Regions from separate parts of the Homo sapiens genome. Here region 1 is linked to region 2. Evidence: read pairs that join two places in POLR2A ChIA-PET (ENCODE). Cell type or tissue: OCI-LY7. All regions are shown on one strand.

Region 1 (5,000 bases), 110 kb before region 2:
AAACAGAAAAGAGAAGATTCTCTCCTGTAGTATATATAGGTTTTTTCCTCTTAAATCTTTTGCTTTATAAGTATGATATAAATCTAATAAATAGTGATTAGTGAAGTGATTGAATTTTTGTGAAAAGAGACATGATTATCCACGATCATGTAAGATTAAAATCCTGAGGCTGATCCAGCCTTTTTTCTTTTTTTTTTTTTTAAAAAAAAAAAGCAAAAAAAACAAAAAAACTGTCTTCTCTGAATCATGTAACAGGCGCATCTGTCAGCCGGACATCTTCCTAGGTTTTTGGCTGGAGAAATGTGTAGCCGAAGGTGTCTCAGAATGGTGAGAACACTTTGCTGTCTGGATTTAGTGGGCCTGGGGCAGCCAAATGATAGTTCATTGTGCTTTGATTTTAATCCTCAAATCTCAGTCACTGGTTGCTTCCCTGGAGTATCAGAGCGTATTAGTATCATACAACCAGGGGCTGAGGTGAAATAAGCCTTGACTGTTCTAGAAAGAAAGTGATTTTTTCAGGGACAACAGCATCTGCATTTTATTGCTGTTTAAGGCTTTCTCTGCTCTGTACTTTGTTCCCTGAGTGGCACTAGGTAAATGAATGGTAAGGGAAAGTGAACTGCGTTTAGTGAATGCCTCTCTGTGCTGTGGGGCAGCTTCCCTGGGCCCCCACAGGTAATCCTGCTGCAGAGGCTTCTGTCAGGTCAGAGCTTAACAAAGATCAGACCAGAGAGAATTGTAGAAAAGATGCTATAATTTTTTCCAGAAACATATGTCCCAGATGTTTTGCAGAGCCTTAACTTAAGACAGTGGTTAGCCTGGAATGTCAGAGAAAGAATGTGTATGTGTTATATCACCAAAAGTTTAGAAATGTTATATCTTTCATAGGTTCAGGCTGCTGTGTACTCATTCAGAGCCAGGCTGAGACATGTGTTATTGCATCTTCCTGATCATTCAGATTACTCTGGTAAACAAGTGCATGCTCTGCTGTGTGTTACTGTTATGGCTAATTTGAGTCCTCAAGGTCCCATTAGCAGAGGGGGCTGGTGGCACAATTTCCCTGCTGTGCATTTCTGTGACATTCAGAAAGATAGTGCGCCAGTCCCAACTCAAACTGAAGAAGATGAGTAGCTAGCTTGTCCCTTCCAGTTTCTCTTAGAACACTCTGAATGCAACTTTTACTGTAGGAGACTGTTCATGAAAAAATTAATTGAATCAGTCTTCAAATGAGAGGCAGGGAAACCACACATCCTGCCCACACCTACTTCCCTGGAAGATTTCTATCTACAGTCCAGCTATCCTAAAAGGTCTCAGTAGCTTGCCAGGTCAGAATGTCTAACTGTTTCAAAAAGGATGCCCAAAAATCATGACAGGAAACTTTAGCCTGGAACGAAGAGTGCTATGAAACCGTGTCAACAAGAGGAGTGGTGACAATTGTGAGTTGAATAGCAAGATGTCCTTGCTAGGAAGGAGATGACCCAAGCTTCCCCTTATAAAAGCAACTTGGAACACATCATTCTACCTTTCAAAGATACATGGTAAGTTAAAATTGAGAAACGTACCCCTTTACTATACAGTTCCTTGGGTTGAATGAGTGCTTTTTTTTTTTTCTGAAAAGCCCCATCCCCCAAAAGGCATTTGATAGCAATGTATTAAGCACCTTTTACCAACAATAAGAACATCATTGTAAGTGTTAAAGAAAATTGTCCTTCTCCCTACAGGTCAGCGTTTGAGCCTCACGGGGTTTCTTCCCATGACTTCAGCCCTGGCGCACAATGAGCAGACACCCAAATCTTGTCCGCCTTCAACATTCTTTTGTTAGGGCCCATCCCTCTAGCACTCTAAAAACAAATCATCTACAACTGTGTTCCTGCTGCCCACTCATTTTAAACATGAATTTGACATAGCTCCTCCTTTTCGCACTGGAGTAGTTAACTAATGCTAGCCCACTAGCTTCTATCATGTCCCTCAAGCAACAAACTTTGGGATCATTTTTGCTTTTTCACTCTTTCTTTACCCAATTATAATTGGTTGCCTTTTTTGTTTCATTATCCCCAGAATTTTCTCGTCTTCCTCTTCTCTCCTTGAAATTACTTTTACTGTTCCTCTCCTTTGTCATCACCTATTGATTCTGCCTTTGACTTAGTTCATATCTACCCTTTCCTTTTCAGTCCCATAGTTACAACCTAAGCCAGCTCTTCAACAAAAATTTCTTGCTTGATGAGCAAGTTTTATTGAGGAACTGAGGAAACACCTGTGGAAGGAACAAATGAATGATTTTGTTAATTACTTATGTTTGTCTTCAGAGACTTCCCCTCATGCTAGTTCTGTATACTTGTTTCACTTTTTTCTTTCTTTTTTTTTTTTTTTTTTTTTTTTCGAGACAGTCTCGCTCCATCGCCCAGGCTGGAGTGCAGTGGTGCAATCTCACCTTACTGGCTCACTGTAACCTCTGCCTCCTGGCTTCAAGCGATTCTTGTGCCTCAGCCTCCCGAGTAGCTGGGATTACAGGCATGCACCACCACACCTGGCTAATTTTTGTATTTTTAGTAGAGACAGGGTTTTACCATGTTGGCCAGGCTGATCTTGAACTCCCAACCTCAGGTGATCCACCCATCTTGGCCTCCCAAAGTGCTGGAATTACAGGTGTAAGCCACACGTCCGGCCCTTGTTCCACTTTTTATAATATTTACACCACAGAGAGGTTAAGTAATTTATTAAAGATTATAGAACTAGAAAGTGACAAAGCTCAGATTTGAACCAAGGCATTCTAGCTCCAGCCAGGCTTACCTTAATAGCTACGTTAGGTGTTTTTTTTTTTTTTTAAAGAAAAAAGAAAAAATGTCCTCAAAAGGAAATAAATGGGGTAACAGGGTACTATGACGGAGTAGAAGGTAGTTGGTGTTCTAGATAGGGAAATCAGGAAAGGCCTTTCTAAGAAAGTGGTATTTTACCTGAGTTCCAAAGGATAATGCCTTAAATATTTGTCCTCCTTCTACTTCACTCCCAACTTAGATTTTGCCCCACCCACAAAGTCTTTGTCTTCATTTAGCTTGAGCAAATTCTCTAAATAACTCTGTGACATAGCCACCCATACCAAAGGTTAGTGCTGAGTTATATACCATCGAATTGCAGTCCTTGTTCTTAGAAACACCTGTGGAAGGAATAATGAATGCTATTGCTGATTATTTATGTTTGTCTTCAGGGACTGTACCTCATTCTAGTTTTGTATCCTTGTTCCACTTTTGATAGTATTTACACCACAGCTCTGTACAAAACATAGGCACTAATTAAATACATAAATTATTTGGCCAGGCATGGTGGCTCACGCCTGTAATCCCAGCACTTTGGGAGGCCAAGGTGGGTGTATCACAAGGTCAGGAGTTCAAGACCAGCCTGGCCAAGATGGTGAAACCCCATCTCTACTAAAAATACAAAAAATTTGCCGGCGTGGTGGCGGGCGCCTGTAATTCCAGCTACTTGGGAGGCTGAGGCAAATAATTGCTTGAACCAGGGAGGTGGAGGTTGCAGTGAACTGAGATGGCACCACTGCACTCCAGCCTGGGGGACAGAGCGAGACTCCACCTCAAAAAAAAAAAAAGAAAAAAATTATAGCTTCAGACTTGTCTAGGCTCACTTCAGTTATATTTTATCTAGACCAGTGCTTCACAAACGTTTTGATCTCAGGACCTCATTATACTAAAAAATTATTGAAAACTGGCTGGGCACAGTGTTTCACACTTGTAATCCCAGCACTTTGGGAGGCCGAGGTGGATGGATCACCTGAGCCCAGGAGTTTGAGATCAGCCTGGGCAACACAGTAAAACCCCATCTCTACAAAAAAAATACAAAAATTAGCCAGGCATGGTGATGCACACCTATAGTTCCAGCTACTTGGGAGGCTGAGGTGGTAGGATCACTTGAGCCTGGGAGGTGGAGGTTGCAGTGAGCCGAGATCATGGCACTGCACTCCAGCCTGGGTGACAGAGTGAGACCCTGCCTCAGAAAAAAAAAAAATATATCCCAATGAGCTTTTGTTTGTGTGAGCTATATTTGTCAATATTTACCATTGTAGAAACTAGACAAAAATTTTAAACGCAAGAATATAAAAGGACATATTCCACTGGCTGTCAGAACAATATCATCACACATCTTGTAGCATCTGGAAAACTATACCATCATAAGAATGACAAGGAAAAGGCAAATAACATCTTAATATTACTATGAAAATAGTTTTGACCTCATAAACCCCTAAAAACGTCTTGAAGACTCCCCAGGACCTTGGACCACATTTTAAGAACTGCTGCTTTACATAATGTCACATCAGCGAATTCATCTCTTCTTTTTTTAAAATAAGAGGCAGGGTTTCACTATGTTGTCCAGACTGGTCTCAAACTCCTGGTCTCAAGGAATCCTCCTATCTTGGCCTTCCAAAGTGCTGGAATCACAGGCATGCGGCACTGCGCCCGGCCTATCTCCTCTTTAGTCAGTCAGTGATCTGTGTATTAGTTTTATCGCTGTGTAAAAAATTGCCACACATATATTGGCTTAAAACAATACATTATCTCTGTAGGTTAGAAATCCAGGCAAAGAAGGTTTTCTGCTCAAGATCTCAAAAGGCTGAAATCAAGATGATGGCCAAGGCTGAGTTCTGATCTGCAACTCTGAATCCTTTTCAGATACCTTCAGATGGTTGTTGGCAGAATTCAGTTCCTTGCAGTTGTAGGATTTGTGGTGGCCTGCTTCCTATCTTTTAAGGACTCACATGACTGAGTCAGTGTAATCTCCCTTTTGATTAATTCAAGGTCAACTGATTAGGATCATAATTACGTCCCTTTTGCCATGTTAATGTAACATAATCAGAGGAATGACATGTCATGATATTCACAGATCCCACCCATACTAACGGATAGTAGATTATCCAGGGCATGTAAATCAGGGGGTGGAATATTAGGGGACATCTTTTTTTTTTTTCTTTAAGACGGAGTCTCACTCTGTCA
Region 2 (5,000 bases):
CTATGGCTGCTTTCCTGCCATGATGGCAGAATTGAGTGGTTGTGACAGAGAGACTGGTCTGAAAGCCTAAAATGTTTACACAATTTAGCCCCTTAGAGAAGAATTTGCCAAACCTTGACCTAAGAGATGAAGCCCACCTTTGGACCCTTCTGTGTGTTCCTGAGGCAAGAGGTAGAGACGTACCTGGTTGAGATGGAGCAGGTATTTGTCAAGACACCAGAAACAGCAGTAGCAGCATCGGAACAGGTACCTGGACAATGCACCATGCTGCTGGATCAGGTTGAGAACAAAGGAACAGAGTCAAAAACAACACAGGAAAGAAGAAAAGCAGGCAGTTTCTGAGGAAACACAGTTTTTACTTATGCACCTGGGGAAACACTGGTGGCGTGGGAGAAGTTCTATTGTGTGCATACTACTACTACTAATTATGGTTCTAGTATTACTGAGGAGCAACATTTCTGTCTTGTGGACTTACGTGTTAGGGGTGCTATTAGGGAGGTTAGTCCATACTGAACAGCAAAACAAAAGCAGGCCTTCTGGTTCCAGTAAAAAAAAAAACCTCTCTTCCCCCTTCATCTGCCCTTAAGTGTCTGAAATGGTACACTTTGCTTTTTCAAACCAAAGTTTATATTCACGAAAAATCCACATCCCAGAAACAAAAAAAACAAATAATACACTGTAGGTACTAGTTATGTGCCCACATAAATAAAGAATCAAGTTTAACTCTGGAGGAAATAAATCCTGTAGTGAGATTTTTTTCAGGACTAAATTTCGAGGGATAAATTACTCCTTTGAAATATAACTTGAACTTGTGCATAGCTTAAGAATGAATACTTTAATGAACCTCTTGGGGGAAGGGTGCTCGGAGGCATCCTACCCACTCTCCAGAGTGAACACATCCCTGAAAACAATCCTGAAATAGCCTAGGATGAGGACCCCAGGAATAACTCAGCCTTATATGGACATTTTCTCATCCCAATGTGAATTCAATTGGATGAAACTTGATCTGGACACTTTTCAGCCTGGCTGTGTTGGTGAATGAGCCTATTTAACTAGGGAAAATCACACAGTGGCTGTGTGAGACATTTAAATTGTAGACACAGTGTGGGGCAGTAAGGCTGCTGAGGAAGAAATTTTTTTTTAACCTAAGAAAGGACACATTTTCCCAATAGTGACATCACTAAAAGCAATTTTGGCCCTTGGTCCTTGTGGGATCTGGGAAGTGATAAATAACCTTTTAGACCTCAGTCAGAGAGACCTTGGGCCTTCCACTGAGGTCCTTGGGCCTTCTCTTTTAGATTTATGAAAGGCCGTTTCCCCAGAGAGTTTAAAATGCCTAGCTTTAGGAGGGAGAGCAAGCTCCCGGCTGCTCATTAATTTATGATTATCTATTACCAATGCGCACACACACATATCACAAATAGATTTAAAATAAAACGCTGTCCTGTTCTTCAAGAAATCCTGCAAGTTTCCTAAGACTGAAGGATTGATTTCAAAATGCAGGAGCCAAAAGTAGCTAGTTTTGCCCTGGATATGGAAATGCCTCTTCAAGTCATCAAAATGTGGCCAAGCAAAATATTAATAGAAATACAAGAAAATATTCTACAATCAGGGGCAACTGCTTAGCATGCATTTCCAGATAAGGAAGCCAGATAATTTTATGTGTTATCCAATCAATTGCTTCTAATTGATAAACTAACTTTAAATCTTGGTTATAGATTTTAAAATATCAACAATTCAGATATCTTTTTAAAAAGTAAATGAAAACAATTCCAAAATACAATGTAAACCTATTGGTAAAATGTCCTGAATTTACTAAGGACACATAGCTATACTCAAAAGGTTGGAATCAGGTAAGTTTGTGAAACTGACCAAGTCACCAACTCTAAGGTGGTGACGGGGGAAGAGATTAACATTGTGTGAGAACAGAAGACTTGGGAAAAGTCCAATCTTCTCTTGTTTGGCAGGCCAGAAATACCATGAGAACAGCTGTTTTCCTGGTGTTCTGGTTTCCACTGGCATTCATAACCAAATGTGCATGGAAATAAAAACTAGGAGGAGAAATCCCCCAGGCACAAAAGCCCTACAGTTCTCTGTCCTTTGAGCTGAGATGTAGGTCAGCTTGCCCATTTCTCACTCTCAAGCGCATGTGTACACACGCATGTACACACACATACACACTCTCATTCAAACCCTCTCCTTTTCTCCCTCGTTCTTCCTCACACACACCAGGAATTTCCCATGACTGTCTCTAGGAAACACAAAAGGCAGGCAATATTTTAGCATCAAAACAGAAATGAACAAATATTATTCCTATCTTATGGTATATTTTTTTACTTAAAAAGGCATGATAAATGTTCACAAAAAAACTTGTTTAAATTTCACCTTAAGAGTTCATCCCGTCTGTTTGGCATTTACATAAGAAGGAAAATCAGCTAACTCAGAACTACTCCCTCCCCACGCCATCTCCACCGAGTTGGAGAAAACCCAATAAACAAAACCATAAACAAAACACAGACTCTGGGAAAATAAAAGTTTTGCTGGGAGAGGCGGGGGATGGGAGCTGAGGAGTGCAGGAGCTTTCTGCACGGCCCGCTGTCACAGGTCACATTTCTGTCCTGGGACCTGCTGTAGTTTTCCAGTAATTAAGTTTCTGGCAACCCAAACACAGAACGTGCTGTGTATCAGGAGGTAGCCTTACCTGTTCTTTCAGTGCGTTTTGCATGTACATGACAATGATTCTCGGAATCCTCACCACAGAGATTAAAAATGACCCTTTCACAACGGTTCCTTGATGGTAGAAGAAGAGAATGGAGAGAGACGAAAGGATGGGATGATCAGGAGGATCATTTTTACTTCTGGAAATAGGGAAAAGGATAGCATTTTAAAAACACTTTTTATAAAGCAGCAAAAGCTCTCTGGTTCCAATCATCTGTGGTACTAACAACTTAGAAAGTTGTGACATAATAAGCATTTGGCGAACTTTTTATACTCCTTGGTAGCTTCGGTTAAATTGTTTCTTGTATTAATTTAATTCGTTTTGGTGCCACTTAATGCTACAAATAAAACAGAAAAAATTTAAAAAAATTGATGAGTTAAAAAAGTTTCCCTCTTCATAATGCAGAGCCCATCCACCAACCCTTTAGGGTGCCTATTCATCTCATTTTCACTTTCAGAATTTTAATTGCGGCACAATCTCCAAGGTTTAACTTACACAGGAGTATACATAAATATTGCCAGCATTCACCTGGTGATTAAAAATCATCACCAAATCACATGACCAGGATCAGTGGCCAGAGAGGTAATAGTGAGCTCCCACTTACAGGAAAGGGACAGAAAGCCCTGGGTGCTTGGCTCCTACACAGCTCTAGGCTCCCCAAATCCTGCTGGTTTCTACTCTGCTCTTTAAAGGTCACTTCAGTGTGAATCATTTACGGGACTTGTCATGACGCAGCTCCCAAGAATGTGTACAAGTCAGTTTCACAGGCAGGGAAAAAAAAGTGAGAAAGAACAGAATGGGCACAGCCATCACTCTCCCCTAACCCTGAAAGATAAAACAAAGGAGTGGGGGCTGATGCCACCCCACGGGTGACCCTTTGAATTCCCGCTGAAGCCAGTTCTAGAAAATAAGGTCTTTCTGAGAAGCAACTTCACAGATTCCAAGTGAAGCTTGGTTTCTTTATAATGGATTATTCTACAACTTGCTCTGGTTGCTAATAAGTCACTATGAATTAAGGTTTTGACAGCAGCCTAGGTTTTGAGAGAGGAAAAGGAAGGCAGCCAGAAATGTTTCAAGAGTTGGCAATGGCTGCATTTTGCTGTTACTCAAATCAGCCAGGAAGAAAAAGAGAACATGAAAGTAATATTGGGAGCTGAAAAACTGCAACCCAGTTGTCCCACAAAAAAAAAGGATGTGTGTTTCAACACAGTGTTATTTAAAGTAGGAAAAACCACGGAAGCTATTGCTAATAGGAATTCATTTAGATCTGATAAACTAGAAGAGTAGTGTAGGCCAGGAAAATCTGACACACTTTTTTTTCCCTTCCCTCATTTTTCTTTTTTTTTAAGGAAGAACGTTTACTTTTCCATTGAGGAGATTTGTGTGCCTTAGAACTTATTATGGTGCTCAAGAGGGGAGGCAGGGAGAAGAGGACAACACCTGCTTTCCATCTGGTAGGGAAACACATGATTCATAGGCCTCTGTGAATGAGGGCCTTGGGGTTAGCCCTCCAGGTATTAGAGTTTGGGGTTAGGCATCAGCTTTCTGAGGTTTCACTGTGATGGGGTTAACCACTTCAGGCAGAGGAGTACCTGCACTGCCTCAGCTTCCCTAGTCTGTAACACATCCTGGTTATGGCTGGAGGCTCTGCCTGGCTTGGCTGGAAGAAGATGCAGAGGTTCCAGAAGCTGGGTTATCACGTGATGGGAGACGGAACTTAAAAAGAGGGCCCTTTCAACCCAAGCCAGCTCTTGGAGCCAGGAGTCACTCAATACCTGCCCTCAAAACTAGAAACAGCCCTACAGAAAAAAAAGGCTAATGAAGTGGTGTGTCTCTGAGGCCCCCACCTAGTCTCAGACTCATTTCCATGTTCAAAGGTAACGTCATCCTACCACCTCTCCCCTGCTGTGTGTGGGGCTAGTGCCTCCAGCTCTGTCTCCCTCACAACCAGCCAAACCTGCCTTCAGGAAGAGGATCTGACACACCCAGTGATGCTAAATATAATACTTACCTCTGGACTTATTCATATTTTAAGAATTGACCTGGGGGACAACATTCCAGTGTTGAGCATATGGGGCAACCCAGCGATGAGTGTATTAGGAGGCTGGGGAGGACTGGGCCCCCAGTCAGCCTTCCTCATCTCTCTCTAGATCTTCCCACTGGACCACATCCACCCCAATTCTGTGGGTAGTGGCAATAAGGAAGACACGGGCAGTGTTAGAGGGTAAGGCGACTCTAGCATATGCCCCATGAAGCCCAGCTTCCCCCTTCCTTTGGATGT

The links. ChIA-PET counts read pairs that join two places held together with the same protein. Peaks named below come from ENCODE experiments on the same cell type or tissue, not always from the same donor. Only the 100,000 strongest peaks of a DNase experiment are listed, where the experiment ranks them.
Region 1: POLR2A ChIA-PET joins it to region 2 with 11 read pairs; 6 of 35 experiments call an interaction of 5 or more read pairs at or near these places.

What each region holds. Positions count from the first base shown.
Region 1 is chr1:94,976,670-94,981,669 of GRCh38, reverse strand. ALG14 (ALG14 UDP-N-acetylglucosaminyltransferase subunit) reads left to right here. Exons shown (of 4, transcript NM_144988.4): 4 at 1-5,000. Among named protein-coding and RNA genes, the nearest start is that of CNN3, 52 kb to the right of the region's middle. In OCI-LY7, no CTCF peak of the experiment used is centred here; a DNase peak (open chromatin) is centred at 2,289; H3K27ac peaks cover 574 bases.
Region 2 is chr1:94,862,601-94,867,600 of GRCh38, reverse strand. It overlaps SLC44A3 (solute carrier family 44 member 3), which reads right to left. Exons shown (of 15, transcript NM_001114106.3): 11 at 2,702-2,858; 12 at 184-270. Among named protein-coding and RNA genes, the nearest start is that of SLC44A3, 45 kb to the right of the region's middle. RefSeq lists an enhancer at 742-1,243. In OCI-LY7, no CTCF peak of the experiment used is centred here; no DNase peak of the experiment used is centred here.